Linked DNA regions of Homo sapiens: region 2 is linked to region 1. Evidence: read pairs that join two places in POLR2A ChIA-PET (ENCODE). Cell type or tissue: A673. All regions are shown on one strand.

Region 1 (8,000 bases):
CAAGTGATCCTCTTGCCTTGACCTCCCAAAGTGCTGGGATTACAGGTGTGAGCCACCACATCTGGCTGGGATTTTTATTTTATTTTCCATTTTATGGGAGAGAAAACTGAGTCTCAGAGAAGTTAGGTAATTTCCCCAAATTACACAGCTAGTACGTGGCAAAGCCAGAACTGGGAGCAGGGTCTCTCCAGTGCCAAAGTCTGTTCTCAGTGTTCTGCCCTGTGCTTGGGTGGGATGAAGGCATAGAATGAGGGGATGGGATAGATCATGTGGTCTTATGTTCTGCGCTTTCATTTTACAGATGGAGAAACTGAGGTCCAGACAGGGGAAGGGACTATGAGGGGTTAAACAGGAGCAGAACTGGGATGAGAAGCAGATTTCCTGACACTGAATCTAAACCTTTTGACATTATATGCCCCCTACCTTCTAAGTCTTTCATTCTTCCAGTACAGAGTAGGTTAGAATTCAAGACCCTGGGAAAAATGAAGAGAGCCAGTTAAATGAACCTCACAATATAAATGAGTTGCCAAGAGTAGGATTTGAGAGGACTATGGGGAGAGAACATCAGCTGCACACTGGGTATATGAAGGATCTGAAGGAGGGACATCTGGGCAGGGGGTAGGGTAGGGAGGGATGCAGACAGGCAAGGCTTTGTCTTCGTAAATTCGGCTGGTTTTAGGTTCAACATGGGTCACAGAGCATTGAAATTTTAAAAAGAATTACACCGATATCAACTGTACCTGCTAGAAGCTCACTTCAAGACACACAGGAATGCAGGGCTCATGGACAAAAGAAAATAACTGTTCATTAACAAAATACGGTGATAAGGCATTTATATTCCACACAAACCAAGATTCACCAATTGTGTGTGTGTGTGGAAGGGCACGGATGGTTTGTGATGGGTGAGAAGAGAGGAGGGTTAGTGTGAGATTCCTGTCCAGAGAGCGAACAACCAGGGACCTGCCACGAAGGCTTGGGGAGAATGTAGGGATCCAGTGGGGTTGTAATTAATGGGAGAGAGGAGAAAGTACAGGGCATTGTAGGTGCAGAGCCCAGATGTGGCCCAGGCCATTGGCAGCTGTGATGTGGAGCGTTGGCTATGGCTACCATCTTTTGGTCACGTATTTTTGGGCTCTGAGACTCAGAACTGATTGTCCTTCCATGAGCTCCTGAATTTTATTGGCTCCCTCGAGCACCTGCCTTATCAAGCTCTGAGAAGCATTCCATTCTGTAAAATTTCCCGGCATGTGCATCTTATGCAAATGTGCACAATCCCTGGAGATAAAGCCTCAGATTTTATGACTTACATGTGATGACTGAATGTTCATGTCCCCATTTGTGTTTCCTAGGGCTGTTATCACAGATCACAGCTACAGTAAATGTTTACAGCAATTCTGCTGTCCATTTTGGATCCTTGGGTGAAAAGAAGAGCTTTTGCTTTTGCTTAAGATTTGAATGCTCATTCCCAGGGCCACTCACTTTCACAAGTGGAAAGAGAAATTTGAGTAATGGGGCTTCACCATCTGAAACTGCGAGGCTAGGCAGGATTTATCGAATGCTCAAATACATCTTGGTTACGACCAGAATGGACAGCAAACACACACATATAAAATCACTGGATCTCAAAACATCAGAGCCAAGGCGAAGCAACATGCCCAAGCTCCCAATCAGAGACTCAGTTACTTGCAGATGCTTTCCAACGGGGGTCTGTATTTTTATTCCCCATGAATTCCATGGACATCGTTCAGCCAAATTTTCAACGTGATGGGAACAACACCCCTGGGCTAAATCCAACACACGATCTATTTTTGTAAGTAAAGTTTTACTGGAGCCCAGCCAAGCCCATTGTTTGTGTTGTCTGTGGCTGCTTTTATGCTTTAACAACAGAGTGTGACAGAGACAGTAAATGCAAAGCATAAAACATTTACTCCCGGGCCCTTTACAGAGAAAGTTTGCAAATTCTTGATCTAGAGGACCATAATTTTTTATTTCACTTCAAGTTGGTTTTGCTTAGCAGCATTGGAGAAATTTTCTTCTTTCCCTTCTGCCTCCCCTTTCCCTCTTTCCTTCCTTCTTTCCTTCCTTCCTTCCCTCCCTCCCTTCCTTCACTCCCTCCTTCTCTCCTTTCTTTCTCTCTCCCTCTGTTACCTTCCCTTTCTTTCCTTCCTTCCCTCCCCCTTCCTCTCTCCCCCTTTTTTCACTTTCTTCCTTTCCCCTTCTTCCTTCCTTTCGTTCTCTCTTTCCTTCTCTCCCTTCCCTTTCCTTTCCCTCCCTCCATCCTTCCCCCTACTCTCTTTTAAGGGCTAACATTAATTTAGGGAAAGAGCAATCTGGGATAAGCTGTGAAACAAATGGTCTCATAGGATGACAGGACAGTTCTTTTATATCAAAGCTGGTGCTGCATTCCCTATACAGTCCCCTATTTTTATGATAAAAAATTTAATGAAATACTTCAAATATACAGGAATGCAGAAAGAATATAGCAAACACCCTTATATTCACCACTCAGATTTTATAGATCTTAACAATATATTATTTGTAGAAAAGAAATAAAACATTACAGATATAGCCGAAGACCTATTTATACCCTTTTCTTGGTCTCATTTTCCTCTTTCCTAAAAGGTGAATGCTGTCTTGAACTTGGTGTGGATTCTTCTAGACTATGTTTTTATATTTTTACTACATATATATATGGGTACCCGTATAGCCATAAAGAATATATTCTGTTTTAAAATTTCTGCTTCCTGCACTTTTGAAACTGTAGGAAAAATGTAACATTGGCATTTAAAAATCTTGGGGTGGGAGATGCACACTTTAACTCCAATACCAATATTTTCATATTTTGGCCTTGCTCAAATTGTGTGTATTCTTTCACAAAGTTGCAATTAGAATATGCGCATCATTTTGTTGTCTTCTCCCCACCCCTACCATCAAATTGTAAATGTTCCAGTTTCAGTTTTCATAATTATTATTTTTAGGGGCTGCAGAACATAACTGTTGACATATAATTTTTAGAAAGCCATTTAAAAATCCTCTGGTGGACAAAAATCTCTTGACAGTGGTCACTTCTGGGCTACTTTTACTTTTCAGTGTGTAACTTCTGCGGTTATTTATTTATTCAATTTTTATTTGTTTTTCTTTTTTTTTGAGCAAAACTCTATCACCCAGGCTGGAGTACAGTGGCACAATCTCGGCTCACTGCAACCTCTGCCTCCCAGGTTCAAGCAATTCTCCTGCCTCGGCCTCCCAGTTAGCTGAGATTACAGGCATGCGCCACCACACCTGGCTAATTTTTGTATTTTTAGTAGAGACAGGGTTTTACCATGTTGGCCAGGCTGGTGTCTCAAACTCCTGACCTCAAGTGATCTGCTTGCCTCAGCCTCCCAAAGTGCTGGGATTACAGGCATAAGCCACTGTGCCTGGCCTGTGGTGTTTATTTTAACCCCCCACACATACATTATTTTATTTGAGATTTTATTTTAAAAGTAAATTAAAAACTTTTTCTTTGTTGCTAAAAAAGACCTTGCTGGCTGAGCATGGTGGCTCAGGCCTGTAATCCCAGTAGTTTGGGAGGCTGAGGTGGGTGGATCACAAGATCAGGAGATTGAGACCATTCTGGCCAACAGGGTGAAACCCTGTCTCTACTAAAATACAAAAAAAATTAGCCAGGCATGGTGGCACGCAACTGTAGTCCTAGCTACTCAGGAGGCTGAGGCAGGGGAATCACTTGAACCTGGGAGATGGAGGTTGCAGTGAGCCGAGATTGTGCCACTGCACTCCAGCCTGGCGAAAGAGCAAGACTCTGTCTCCAAAAAAAAAAAAAAAAAAAAAAAAAAAAAAGACCTTGCTCTCTGTAGAAAATATTCCAGAAAGCAGAAAGGAGGTCCCTTACTTTTCAATGTTGTTTTGAGGATCAAAATAACGCATGTGCCTAAATGTCCTTGGTAAACTGTAAAACTCTCTGAACATGAAGAAAAGAAAACAAACAAACAAACAAACAAAAAAAAACAACCCTAGTGGGTTTGTTTGGCAGCTAGGAAGGACCAAAGACTAATGTCAGAGCACCCAGACTAGAGTGGCCTTGCTCAGCTGGAGTCAGCTACATAAGCTTAGCTAAGGTATTCCCAGCCTGGCCTTTGGCATGCCAAGGCAGAATTCATCTCTGAAGTTAGAATGACTCATGCGAGGAAGAATTTGTCCTAGGTTTCTTCAATTCACCAGGGAGGTTTCCTTAGAATCCTTTATCTGTACTGTTAGAAGGAAATAGAATATCATAAAAACAAGACTTTTATTAGCCCAACACTTTTCAGAAGTCTTTATAGAGGTCATTTATAGCATTATCTTATAACTTATGTGTTGCCTCTTTGTGACTAATGACAGCAAGGCACATATTAATGAGGGTATCACAGTCTACGATGGCATGTTGTCATAAAGCATTAAAAATTAACTACTCTGGAAAATCAACCAAGGGCAGTTTAAAGGCAGTGTCAGCTTTGTAATCTTTTCCTATCTTATTTACACTTATTAGCTAATCCACCAAATCAAACGTGTGTGCATTTAACAGAATTTCACTGCAATCAGTGAATGGGGCCCCTTGAATTTAAGTAACTTTATGTGACTGTGTAGAGGCATGAGAGGAGAGGGACCAGCATTATAAATATTCATTACAATTTCAAATGGCCCAGTGTGCAGAGTCAGGAAGAAGTGGCCATTTCACTTTTGGCAAGACTTATGCACAGCAGAGGCGCCTTCCTCCTCTTGGGCTACTGCAGAGGGCAAGGCAGAATGGAAGCGGTCCAGAACCCGGGAGAAGAATGCTTTCCTCACTGCAGACCTTTCCCACTTCCAACCACTGAGAATCACAAGTCCCTGGAGCCAGGACTTCCTGCATAAACACGAGGACACTGAGAATTAGAGAGGGGAAATGTTTTGCCCAAAGGTTTGCAGGCCTAGAGTGGCGGCACTGGGGCTAAAATGCTGGTTCTTCTGACTGCTAACTCCAGGGAGAGAGGAGTTTCTTTCTAACTCACCATCTCTCCTCCCACCTCCTGGCTCTGCCTCCCCTCCTTCACCAGGGAAGATGGTGACATTGGGTCCCCTGGGTGAGAGAATCTTCAGGGGAGATCTGGGCAGAGGGGAACTATGGCATCAGGTCCTCAAAAGGCCCACCTTCGGGAAGGAGGTCGAATCACCCTCCAGGGCTCACGTGTTAGCTCAGAAGCATGGAGTTGGTATTAGATGTGCTCTTTGCTAACTGATGGAGGGAGGGAATAGGAGATTCTCATAGGAGGGACAGGCAGGTATGGTGGGAAACTTAAACACTGGAGGGCCCTCAGGAGCAGCAATGGGATGGGGACTGGGAAACGGAACTAGAGAGGAGATGCAAGATATAAGAGGAGATGTGAGAAGTAAGAGTCCAACCCTGCTGGCCCATCCCCAAGGCTCCGTCTGGGTGCTGTTTGCGTGCCGTGAAATGTTAGGGTTTGTGCAGTGAAAACAGTTCGTGCATTCATTCCATCTAGGGAAGTCCAGTTTCGTCCACACCTGGAGATTTGAAAACAAAAGACTCAGCTGGGCGCAGTGGCTCACGCCTGTAATCCCAGCACTTTGGGAGTCCAAGGCAGGCAGATCACGAGGTCAGGAGTTCGAGACCAGCCTGACCAACATGGTGAAATCCTGTCTCTACTAAAAATACAAAAATTAGCTGGGTGTGGTGGTGCACACATGTAATCCCAGCTACTCAGGAGGCTGAGGCAGGAGAATCGCTTGAACCCAGGAGGCAGAGGTTGCAGTGAGTTGAGATCGCACCACTGCACTCTAGCCCGGGCGACAGAGTGAGACTCTGTCAAAAAATAAATAAATAAAAAAGACTCACCATGATCATCCCTTAATACTACCCTCCCTGGTATTGTTTTGGAGATGACATGAACATGCATTTGGGGTGACCCTGGTGCTCTCTGCTGGTTTATATGAGCAACTGCACCATCCAGCCAGGTAGAAGGTTCATTAGGAGAAGGCTGAAAGAGACAGGAAGGAGGAGAAAGGGTGAAGATGGAAGAACTGCATCAAGAATTCAGGAGTGAGGAGGGAGCAATTCTCCCAGAAATTACATGAAATAATCTAAATAAAACCAGCAAGTACCAAGCCTGCTATGTAAGAGGTGCTTGGTGATGTTCTGGTTGTGTCTGAGTCAAGATGGACTGCATCCGGGTTGGGGAGTTAAAATTACAAACTTGCTAAGTTTCTCCCCGCTCCTGGGTGGGGGTGGGGTTTCTCACTTATGGACTCTCCAGCACTCAGACTTGCTTTTGGGGACGAGCTCTGATAAACCTGTGTACACTGAGGTGCAAAAGATGGACAATAGCTCAGAGCAACAGTCTACAGGTGACTTGCAAGGAACCTCTAAGTGTTAATAGCTGTTCCTTGGCAAAAAGAGTTCAATAGTTGAGTGAGTTTGTGAGATGTCATGTACCGTGTTCCCTCCCTGGGGATGACTGTACATGGCATATATTAAAGGCTCAGAAAAGTTGTGTGGCAAAGAAACTGCCTTAATTCTGTTTAGCATTTTATAGACCTTTTTGACCATGGAATTCTTTTTCTCATGGAATACGTATTATCATCTTGAATAAAGCTTGCTTGGAAAATCAGGAGTAGAGAGACTACAGGCCCTGTAGGCAGCTGACCACTCTCCCTCCTAACTCCGCCTCTCCTCTCCTTCCAGGCAGACATCTTCTCGGGGGCCATATTCATCAATCTGGCCTTAGGCCTGAATCTGTATTTAGCCATCTTTCTCTTATTGGCAATCACTGCCCTTTACACAATTACAGGTGAGTCCATTCAAATAAACCAGCACCTCAAACCCAGCTCGGGATCAGGCACTAGTGAAGGATAAAGGGAAGTAGGAGAGGTGGTTTCTCTTCTTGAGGAGAGATACACTCAGGTAAGAGTTTGGGAGTGAGGTATTTGCTTAGTACCAACTCATAGACCCTCCAAGTTATACAAGTGGTTTCAGAAAGCTGTGGTGTTGGCTGGGATAGTCAGGGCAGCTTCTCACAGGAGTGCATGCAGAGCTGGGCCCTGTGGGTTGTGGAGATGACTTAGCTAAGGTGGGAGAATCAGAGCAGTGGCAGGTGCAGAAATAAGTGAGCACAGGGGAGTGGAGGCAGGGTGGGCACGCAGATGCTCTTGGCTGGAGGAGGGTGGCCACTGAAGGATCGTGGGGGTTTGTGGGGACCATATAGCTTGATAGTTCAGATGAGGTCACAGCATACTGTGTGTTTTGAACACAGTATACTGGGGTTTGGAAAGCCAGGCAGAGGCCTTGGATTTGATGTGTCAGGGACTGGGAGCCCCTGTAAGGAGGGAGAAAGGCAGTGACTCACACACAGAGGTTTCAGAAGAGGACTCAAGTGGCCACCCAAGAAGCTGGTGCATAAATAGCAATTGGGGCTCCTTTGCAGAGGGGTCACTCTGCCTCCTTGGTGGGGGTGGGAGGGATCAGCTTTAGAACTTGCTGCTTGACTGCAGCCCCACAGCTTTGGGGACTAAGAAAAAGGTAGACATATGTCCCACCATCTCCACAGCCAGCTCTTTGCTCCTCCCTGCCTTGTGTGTGGAAGACGCTTCTTCTTACCACAGAGGAGTCATCTCCTTTGAGCCATCTTCTGGCTCAAAAGGGTCACACCAGACTCTTTCCCCTCAAGTAGGGAGAAACATTCGCCACTTCTATGACAGGTGGAGCTGTGGGAACATGCTGAATAGCAAAATACTGTAACAGGACAAGGGAGGGAAGGAAGGAGAGGCAGGCAAACCACTGTGGGGATGTTCTCAGAAGGCCAGCAGAAGTAGAGGGTGGAGAGTGGGGAAGGAAGCAAGTAGACAGGTCACCCTCCACACGAGGTCAGATGTGTTGTCTTCTTGCCTGCTTAGGGGGCCTGGCGGCGGTGATTTACACGGACACCTTGCAGACGGTGATCATGCTGGTGGGGTCTTTAATCCTG
Region 2 (8,000 bases), 960 kb after region 1:
GTAATCCCAGCACTTAGGGAGGCTGAAGCAGGTGGATCACATGAGGTCAGGTGTTCGAGACCAGCCTGGCCAACATGGCGAAACTCTGTCTCTACTAAAAATACAAAAATTAGCTGGGCCTGGTGGTGGGCACCTGTAATAGCTACTTGGGAGGCTGAGGCAGGAGAATTGCTTGAACCTGAGAGACGAAGGTTGCAATAAGCTGAGATCGTGCCACTGCACTCCAGCCTGGGTGACAGAGCAAGACTCCATCTCAAAAAAAAAAAAAGTTAAAAAGATCATTAGACTAACAAAATTTTAGTCTTTGTGACAATAAGGTACCAAATTATAAACAAGACCTGAGGCCACACAAGGCAAACATTAAGTCATGCCCTACAAACCATAAAATCCTGTTAAATTTTTTTTTTTAATTCATCCCATATAAGGTAGCTTACTTTCCAACCTGACTCTGGTGTCTTTACTGAAGCATTCCTTTAAGCCTTTAGACAAAGCTGGACTCTTTCAACCAACTGCCAACTAAAGAATCTCTAAAACCCATCTATGATTTGTAAGCACCCCAACACCACCCGCCCCAGCTTCAAGATGTACTGCTTTTTTGTGCCGAACCAATGTATACCTTCCATGTGTTGATTTATGATTTTACTTATATTTCCTGTTTCCATGAAATGTATGAAACCAAACTGTAACCTGATGGCCTCAGGCACACGTTCTCAGGGCCTCTCGACTGCTCTCTAGGCCTAGGTCACCCATGTGTGCTCAGAATAAACTTTTTTTTTTTTTGAGATGGAGTTTCGCTCTTGTTGCTGAGGCCGGAGAGCAATGGTGTGACCTCAGCTCACTGCAACCTCGGCCTCCCAAGTAGCTGGGACTACAGGCACCCACCACCACGCCCAGCTAATTTTTTGTATTTTTAGTAGAGACGGGGTTTCACCATGTTGGCCGGCTTTCACCATGTTGGCCAGGCTGATCTCGAACTCCTGACTTCAGGTGATCCACCCACCTCAGCCTCCCAAAGTGCTGGGATTACAGGCATGAGCCACCAGGCCCAGCCCAGAATAAACTTCTTTAAAATATGTTGTAGAGCTTGGTTTTCTTGCTCACAGGCCTTTGCACCGGCTGTTCCCCTGCCTGGAATGTTCTTTCCTTGCTCCCTCCTTGTCATTTTGGTCCCACCCCAATGTCACCTCATCAGAGTTCTGTTGTAACCCCCAGCACCTCTCACCCTTAACTACGCACTTCTTCCATTATCCCACGGTATTTTCTGTTTAGCCAGAGGGCTTTATTTCCTGTCAGACTCCCCCATGGAATGGCCTGGGACCCTTCTCACTCAGCCCCCTAGTCTCACTGCCTCACCCAGGGCCTGCACACAGAACTCACAAGGGGCCAATGTCTTGGGGGACTCTGGGTGTCCAGGAGGTCATGGGCTCTGGGCTGGTAGAAACAGTTTCTGGGAGAGAGATTCCTGTGGAATAATAGCACTGCGCACTGTGGCACTCCTACTCCAGCCTCTGCAACTCTGATTAGCCAACGGGGAGACTAGGTGCAGACGAGGGAACAGACTTGTCCAGGGTCACTCAGCCAAGCAGACGCAAGGCCAAAGCCACAACACAGGTCTCCAAGGTACAATGATCACAATTAAAAACCATCACAATTAGCCAGGCACGGTGGTTCACGCCTATAATCCCAGCACTTTGGGAGGCTGAGGCGGGTGGATCACCTGAGGTTGGGAGTTCAACATCAGCCTGGCCAACACAATGAAACCCCCATCTCTACTAGAAGTACAAAAATTAGCCCGGTGTGATGGTGCACACCTGTAATCCCAGCTACTCGGGAGGCTGAGGCAAGAGAATCACTTGAACCCAGGAGGCGGAGGTTGCAGTGAGTCGAGATTGTGCCACTGCTCTCCAACCTAGGTGACAGAGCAAGACTCTGTGTTAAAAAAAAACACACACACACAATTAAAAGACAAGTTCTCAGGATATCTGTATGTACTACTTGCTTTCTTTCTTTCTTTCAAGACAGAGTCTTGCTCTGTTGTCTAGGCTGGAGTGCAGTGGCACGATCTTGACTCACTGCAACCTCCGCCTCCTGGGTTCAAGCAATTCTCCTACCTCAGCCTCCCGAGTAGGTGGGATTACAGGTGCCCATCGCCACACCCCCAGCTAATTTTTATATTTTAGTAGAGACGGGGTTTCACGATGTTGGCCAGGTTGGTCTTAAACTCCTGACCTTGTGATCTGCCCACCTCGGCCTCCCAAAGTGCTGGGATTACAGGGGTGAGCCACCACGCTCGGCCAGTATGTACTACTTTCTAGTGACTCACTTCACCCTCTCTCCAGACGGGGAGCATTTTTCTCCTAAATAACTAAATAATAAGAACAACCATCATGTGGCTGTTTACTCAAGCACTGAGCGAATTACAAGCACCATATCATCATTCCTCACACAACCCCGTAAAGCAAAAACTATTTTTAACCCCATTTTACGCATGAGGAAACCGAAGCTCAGGGGGCTTCAGCAACTTGCAGAACATCATGCACCAGGGAAGAGGCAAATCTTGCCTTTGGATCTGTCTAGTCTATCTCGAGATGCAGCCCTTCAACCACTATGATATCCTGGTCTGCTGCCCGGCCCTTGTGTCTCCTCTCCTGGTGCCAAGATCAATAGGGTTCTCTTTGATACCTGATGCCTTCTGGGCAGGACTCTGTGGCAGCCACTGCAGTGCCCTTCACCTTGGGAGCCCAATCTGGTCACTGGCTCAGAAAATTCCATAAACAGCAGGCTCAGTGGCAAGTATGGGGACACGTTCCCCATTTGTAGGCTAGCAACAGGCAGCTTTACTGCTGAAGGAAAGGAGTGGGGTGGGCATATTGTCACTAAAGGAAGCTGGGCGGTCACCAGCACTGGCTTTCTATGCGACAGTAACAATGATAATGATGACGATGATAGTAATAATAATAATAATAGCAGCTATTCATTTAACATTTCCTAAGTGCTAGGTACTATTTTAAACTTTGTTCATATATTAAACCAATTAATCCTAACAGTTGTAGGTGGAAAGAAAAATTAAAAATCTCGGGACCCCCCCCCCCCCCGCCACCAAACTTCTTATGCAAAAGGGACAGTTAAGCCCAGAAGCTGAGTCATTGCAACACCCTCTTCCAAATGAATAGCTGTTACATTATGCATCAGCCAGGTCCCCGTGGAAAGGTGGAAGGCCTCAGGCATCTGCAAAGGACTGCCCCCAAAGATCATTCAAAAGTGACCTTGGCTGCCCTCCCATAAACAAGGACGTGCCAAATGTAACTTTAGGTCTACGATCTAAATCAAGGTCTTTATTTTTATTTGAGACACGGTCTTGCCCTGTCACCCAGGCTGGAGTGCAGTAGCACGATCACAGCTGACTGCAGACTCATACTCCTGGAGTCAAGTGATCCTCCCACATCAGCATCCTGAGTAGCTAGAACTATAGGCACGTACCACAAGGCCCAGATAATTTTTCATTTTTTATTGTGGAGACAGGGGTCTTGATATGTTGCCTAAGCTGGTCTCAAACTCCTGGCCTCAAGTGATCCTCCTGCCTTCTGTCTACCAAAGTGTTGGGATTACAGGCATGAGCCACAGCACCAGCCTAAGTCTAGCTCTGATTCTACATTATAATAAGCTAATAACGTTGACTATAAGCTTATCTTCCCAGGTCCAGGACAAAGTCAAGACTCATTCTCCAACCACCCAGAGACATCCATAACTGACTCTTCCTTTACTCCTTTTTTCTCTTCATCATTCACCTTATCTTATGTAAAATGGAGATTTACCGGGCACTAAGGAAAGTCTCACAAGAGTATAAGCATTTGCCTTACCGCCTACCTGCCCCTCTTCCTACATGCCTTCCTCCTCTTTAAGAAAATGTATAAAGACTAAATTTCCTGAAAACCTCCTCGGAAAAGCAGCCTCAGATGTGTCTGTGGCTTATGTTTTTCCCAGACGTGCCCTGAAGCTGCCTTCATAAACCTCGATGATTGAGACTTATGCTTCAGTCACTCATTTCAGTTGTCATAGGGGACCAGAATACGCTATCCCAAAATATACCACTTTGGCATAAGGATTATTTTGAGCTGAAGGCAGTTGAGAAGAAGCAGATATAAGAAAAGCTCTCTGCCCTCCCTGTGTTTGCCTAAAAGCAGGACAGAAATTTGCAAAGCTGATCCCCTAAACCTCCAGCAGAAAGGACAGAAATTAATCACTGATAACTTTAAACCCTCATCAGCCCAAGGCACCAGAGGCATCTATATAACGAACTTTACTGGCTTCTATCAGCTTCCCCATATATTTACTTTCCACAATTTGCTGCCCTGGAAATTCAAAATCCTTTTCTTTGTCTTGTCCCTTGTCTAAAAAAATTTTTTTAAATGCTGTAAAGCCCAAGTTCTTTTTTTTTTTTTTTTTTTTTTTTTTTTTTGAGACAGAGTTGCGCTCTTGTTGCCCAGGCTGGAGGGCAATGCCGCGATCTCGGCCCACCACAACCTCCGCCTCCCAGGTTCAATTGATTCTCCTGCCTCAGCCTCCTGAGTAGCTGGGATTACAAGTATGCACCACCACACCAGGCTAATTTTGTATTTTTAGTAGAGACGGGGTTTCTCCATGTCGGTCAGGCTGGTCTTGAACTCCTGACCTCAGGTGATCCGCCCACCTCGGCCTCCCAAAGTGCTGGGATTATAGGCGTGAGCCATCATGCCCGGCCAAGCCCAAGTTCCAATCACCCCTTTGAGTTACTGAACTCCCAGCGCTTCCAAGTGTATGCACAGCTGCACTTAATAAATTAAGTATATGCACCTCATAAACTTCTGTTTGTTTTTCTCTTGTTAATCTTTCATTAGTTTATTTACAGGGCCGCAGCCAATGCACCTAAGACAAATAGCAGAAAAAGTGGGTTTTTTCCTCCCATGTATGGCAATCCTTTGTTATTATCTCTGCTTCACATATGGAGAAAACTAAGGCTCAGAAAGGTGGCGTCACTTGCCCGCTTGCTGCCCAGATTTTTTGGGCCCAGATGTTCTGGCTCCAAAGTCTGAGCTCCTTTCTCCCCATACAACCTACCACTGGGCTTCTTTCCTCATTTGAAATTGAGGGGCTCAGTCCTGAAGAACTCAGGTGCCTATCTTGATTCTCACTTTCAAGAGCAAGAACCAGACCCAGAAAAGTATTTTATTTCTCTGCTTTCCTTTATCCTGATTTCTAATAGTGTTTGTCAAACTATATTAATCATAGTCTGTTGCATTCTTGTACATGCCAGGCACTTGGCTAGGCAGTTTCCCTGCACTCTCTCTAGTGTTTCCAGCAATCCAATGAAGAAGCTTCTGTTATCCTGATTTTACGCTGAAGCATCCGAGACTCAGAAAGGTTCGGTAATTTGCCTAAGGTAACCCAGTGAAGAAGCCACTGGTGGGACTGCAGAGTCTAGAACTAACAGGCTTTTAACTACCACTCCTGCCTGCTTGCCTGTGTCTTCTCCCCACATTCCCACAGTGTCTGAGCTCCTCCAGAGGGAAAGGAAGGTGTTACCTGCACCTCCAGCTCTAGCAAGAGGCTGAGAAAATGCTAGATGGATTAATACTGAATTAACAAATAAGTAGATGAAAGGCAGGAAAGAAAAGGAGAAGAAAGAGAAAAAGAAAGGTAAAAATTAGGATGGAAGAAAGTAAAGAAGAAAAATGCAGTGAATGAATAAAATAAGAATGCATGAAGTTAAAAAAAAAAAGGAATAAAAACAAAAGATCGAGAAAATGAAACCAGAAAAAAGAACTAGATTAAAAGAATACCCAGGCAATCCGGTGCCCTGCTGGCTCTCTTTCTCATCAGGGGCTGCTGCCTCCCAGGCTCCCCACCAAAAGCTGCTTCCTGAGCCCTGGGAAGTGGCTGGGATTTTGCCAAACAGCAGTAATGCCCCCTTAGGCCAGGCACCAGGATCCCTAAGGTTGATGGCACGCCATAGGCAGAGGGAAGCAGAGCCTTCACATCCTGGCATCAGATTCCACCAAAAGATCCCTAGCTGCTGTCACTTGCAGGCAAGGAAGGGATTTTTCACAGCCAGGATGGGGATTACTGCTGCGGCGCTGCCTCCTCCAGCTCTGCAGAAAACAGTCATTCCTGCTGCACTGTCTGGTTGAGCTGCTGAAGAAAAGCCGACTTGCCTTCCAGCCCACCCACGCTCTCTTAACCTCCACTGTGAGCTCCGATTGAGCAATTCTCACATCCTTTCCCCCAGGGTCCAGACCTGCTTAGGGACACAATCCTTCTCAGAATGGCAGAAAAGCAAGCTCTGGGGGCCTTCAAGAAAGCCTCTAGGGCCACAGAACTGGGCATGACATCAGGACCCAAGACTGCCCCATCCCCAGTGTGCTGCTGCACCCTACTTTATTAAAGAGGCAGACAGGAGTGGAAGGAGAAATCCAACGTTCCTGGAGCCCCTGCCACCAAACCCAAGGCAGCCAGTCATCCTATTTTACAGAAGAGTCAAGTTGGAAATCTTAAGAGTCAGATTAGAACTGAGCAGCTCTCGCACCCCTAAACTGTGCCATGATTAGCTGAGGTAGTGCACTACAAAACCCTGGCCAAAGGATCCCTGAGCTGCAGGCGGAAGCCCCGGGGCTGTTCTGGGGCTTCTGCATCTCTGCTCCAAGTCCCTGGCACTCTGTTCTGCAAAACCTGCAACAGCAGAGCGGAGAGTTCTGGGCAGGAATTCCTGCTTCAAGTCCTCCAGGGCTCATCTCCCAGGGCCCCTTCTCCATAAAGCCTTTGAGATGCCTCCATCTGACTCATCCTCAACATTCTGAAGATGAGCTATTCAGCAAGGACTCTGTGCACCAGGCTCCTGGCAATCCTGGGAGATGGGTGTCACCAATCCTATCGTATAGATAATGACATCAACACTTAACAGGGTGAGAAAGCATGTCTAAGGTCACCCGGGCAGTACGGTGTGGAGCCAGCATTCAAATTTAGGTCTACTTAACCCTAAAGTCCATGCTCAAAGCTACTATGCCATGATGCCTCCAGGAGGTGTTTTAGCCTGTATATTTTTATATTTATAACATTCTCTTACTTCCTTAAGCTCTTTATTCAAATGTGACTTTTTTTTTTTTTTTTTGAGACAGAGTCTCACTCTGTTACCCAGGCTGGAGTGCAGTGGCATGATCTTGGCTCACTGCAACCTCCGCCTCCTGGGTTCAAGCGATTCTCCTGCATTCAAGCGATTCTCCTGCCTCAGCCTCCTGAGTAGCTGTGATTACAGGTGCCTGCCACCACATCCGGCTAATTTTTTGTATTTTTAGTAGAAACGGAGTTTCATCATGTTGGCCAGGCTGGTCTCGAACTCCTGACCTCATGTGACCTCATGTGATCCGCCCACCTTGACCTCCCAAAATGCTGGGATTACGGGCGTGAGCCACCGCGCCTGGCCTCAAATGTCACCTTTTTAAAGATGGTAGCCCTCCTCTCAACACCCCTCTCTCTTTCCCTGTATTTTCTCTGTCATACCCATTATCTAACATATTATATATTTACTTTTGTAGTGTATTACTTCTGTGCCCTTTCAACTTGTATGTGACCTAAACAAAGACAGGGATTTTTGCTTATTTTTTTCACTGTCATACATCCAGCACCTACCAGAAAGTGTTAGCTCATAGTAGATGGTCAAAAGATATTTGTGAAACAAAAAACCTGAGTGGCTCCATCTCTTGTATTATCACTGGTTTCTTAGATGTCTCTAGATTATACACTTTTTTTTTCTTTTTTTTTTTGAGATGGAGTCTCCCGCTCTGTCGCCCAGGCTGGAGTGCAGTGGCGCGATCTCGGCTCACTGCCCGCCACCACACCCAGCTAATTTTTTTTGTATTTTTAATATATATTTTTTGTATTTTTAATAGAGATTTTTGTATTTTAATAGAGATCCATGTTAGCCAGGATGGTCTCAATCTCCTGACCCCGTGATCTCCCGCCTCAGC

What was found. Peaks named below come from ENCODE experiments on the same cell type or tissue, not always from the same donor. Only the 100,000 strongest peaks of a DNase experiment are listed, where the experiment ranks them.
Region 2: POLR2A ChIA-PET joins it to region 1 with 20 read pairs; 2 of 35 experiments call an interaction of 5 or more read pairs at or near these places.

The regions. Positions count from the first base shown.
Region 1 is chr22:32,075,145-32,083,144 of GRCh38, forward strand. SLC5A1 (solute carrier family 5 member 1) reads left to right here. Exons shown (of 15, transcript NM_000343.4): 6 at 6,722-6,827; 7 at 7,930-8,000. Among named protein-coding and RNA genes, the nearest start is that of SLC5A1, 36 kb to the left of the region's middle. In A673, a CTCF peak has its summit at 5,991 (motif pointing left); DNase peaks (open chromatin) are centred at 4,167 and 5,947; H3K27me3 peaks cover 669 bases.
Region 2 is chr22:33,032,250-33,040,249 of GRCh38, forward strand. All of the region lies in intron 1 of SYN3 (synapsin III), which reads right to left. Among named protein-coding and RNA genes, the nearest start is that of SYN3, 22 kb to the right of the region's middle. In A673, no CTCF peak of the experiment used is centred here; no DNase peak of the experiment used is centred here.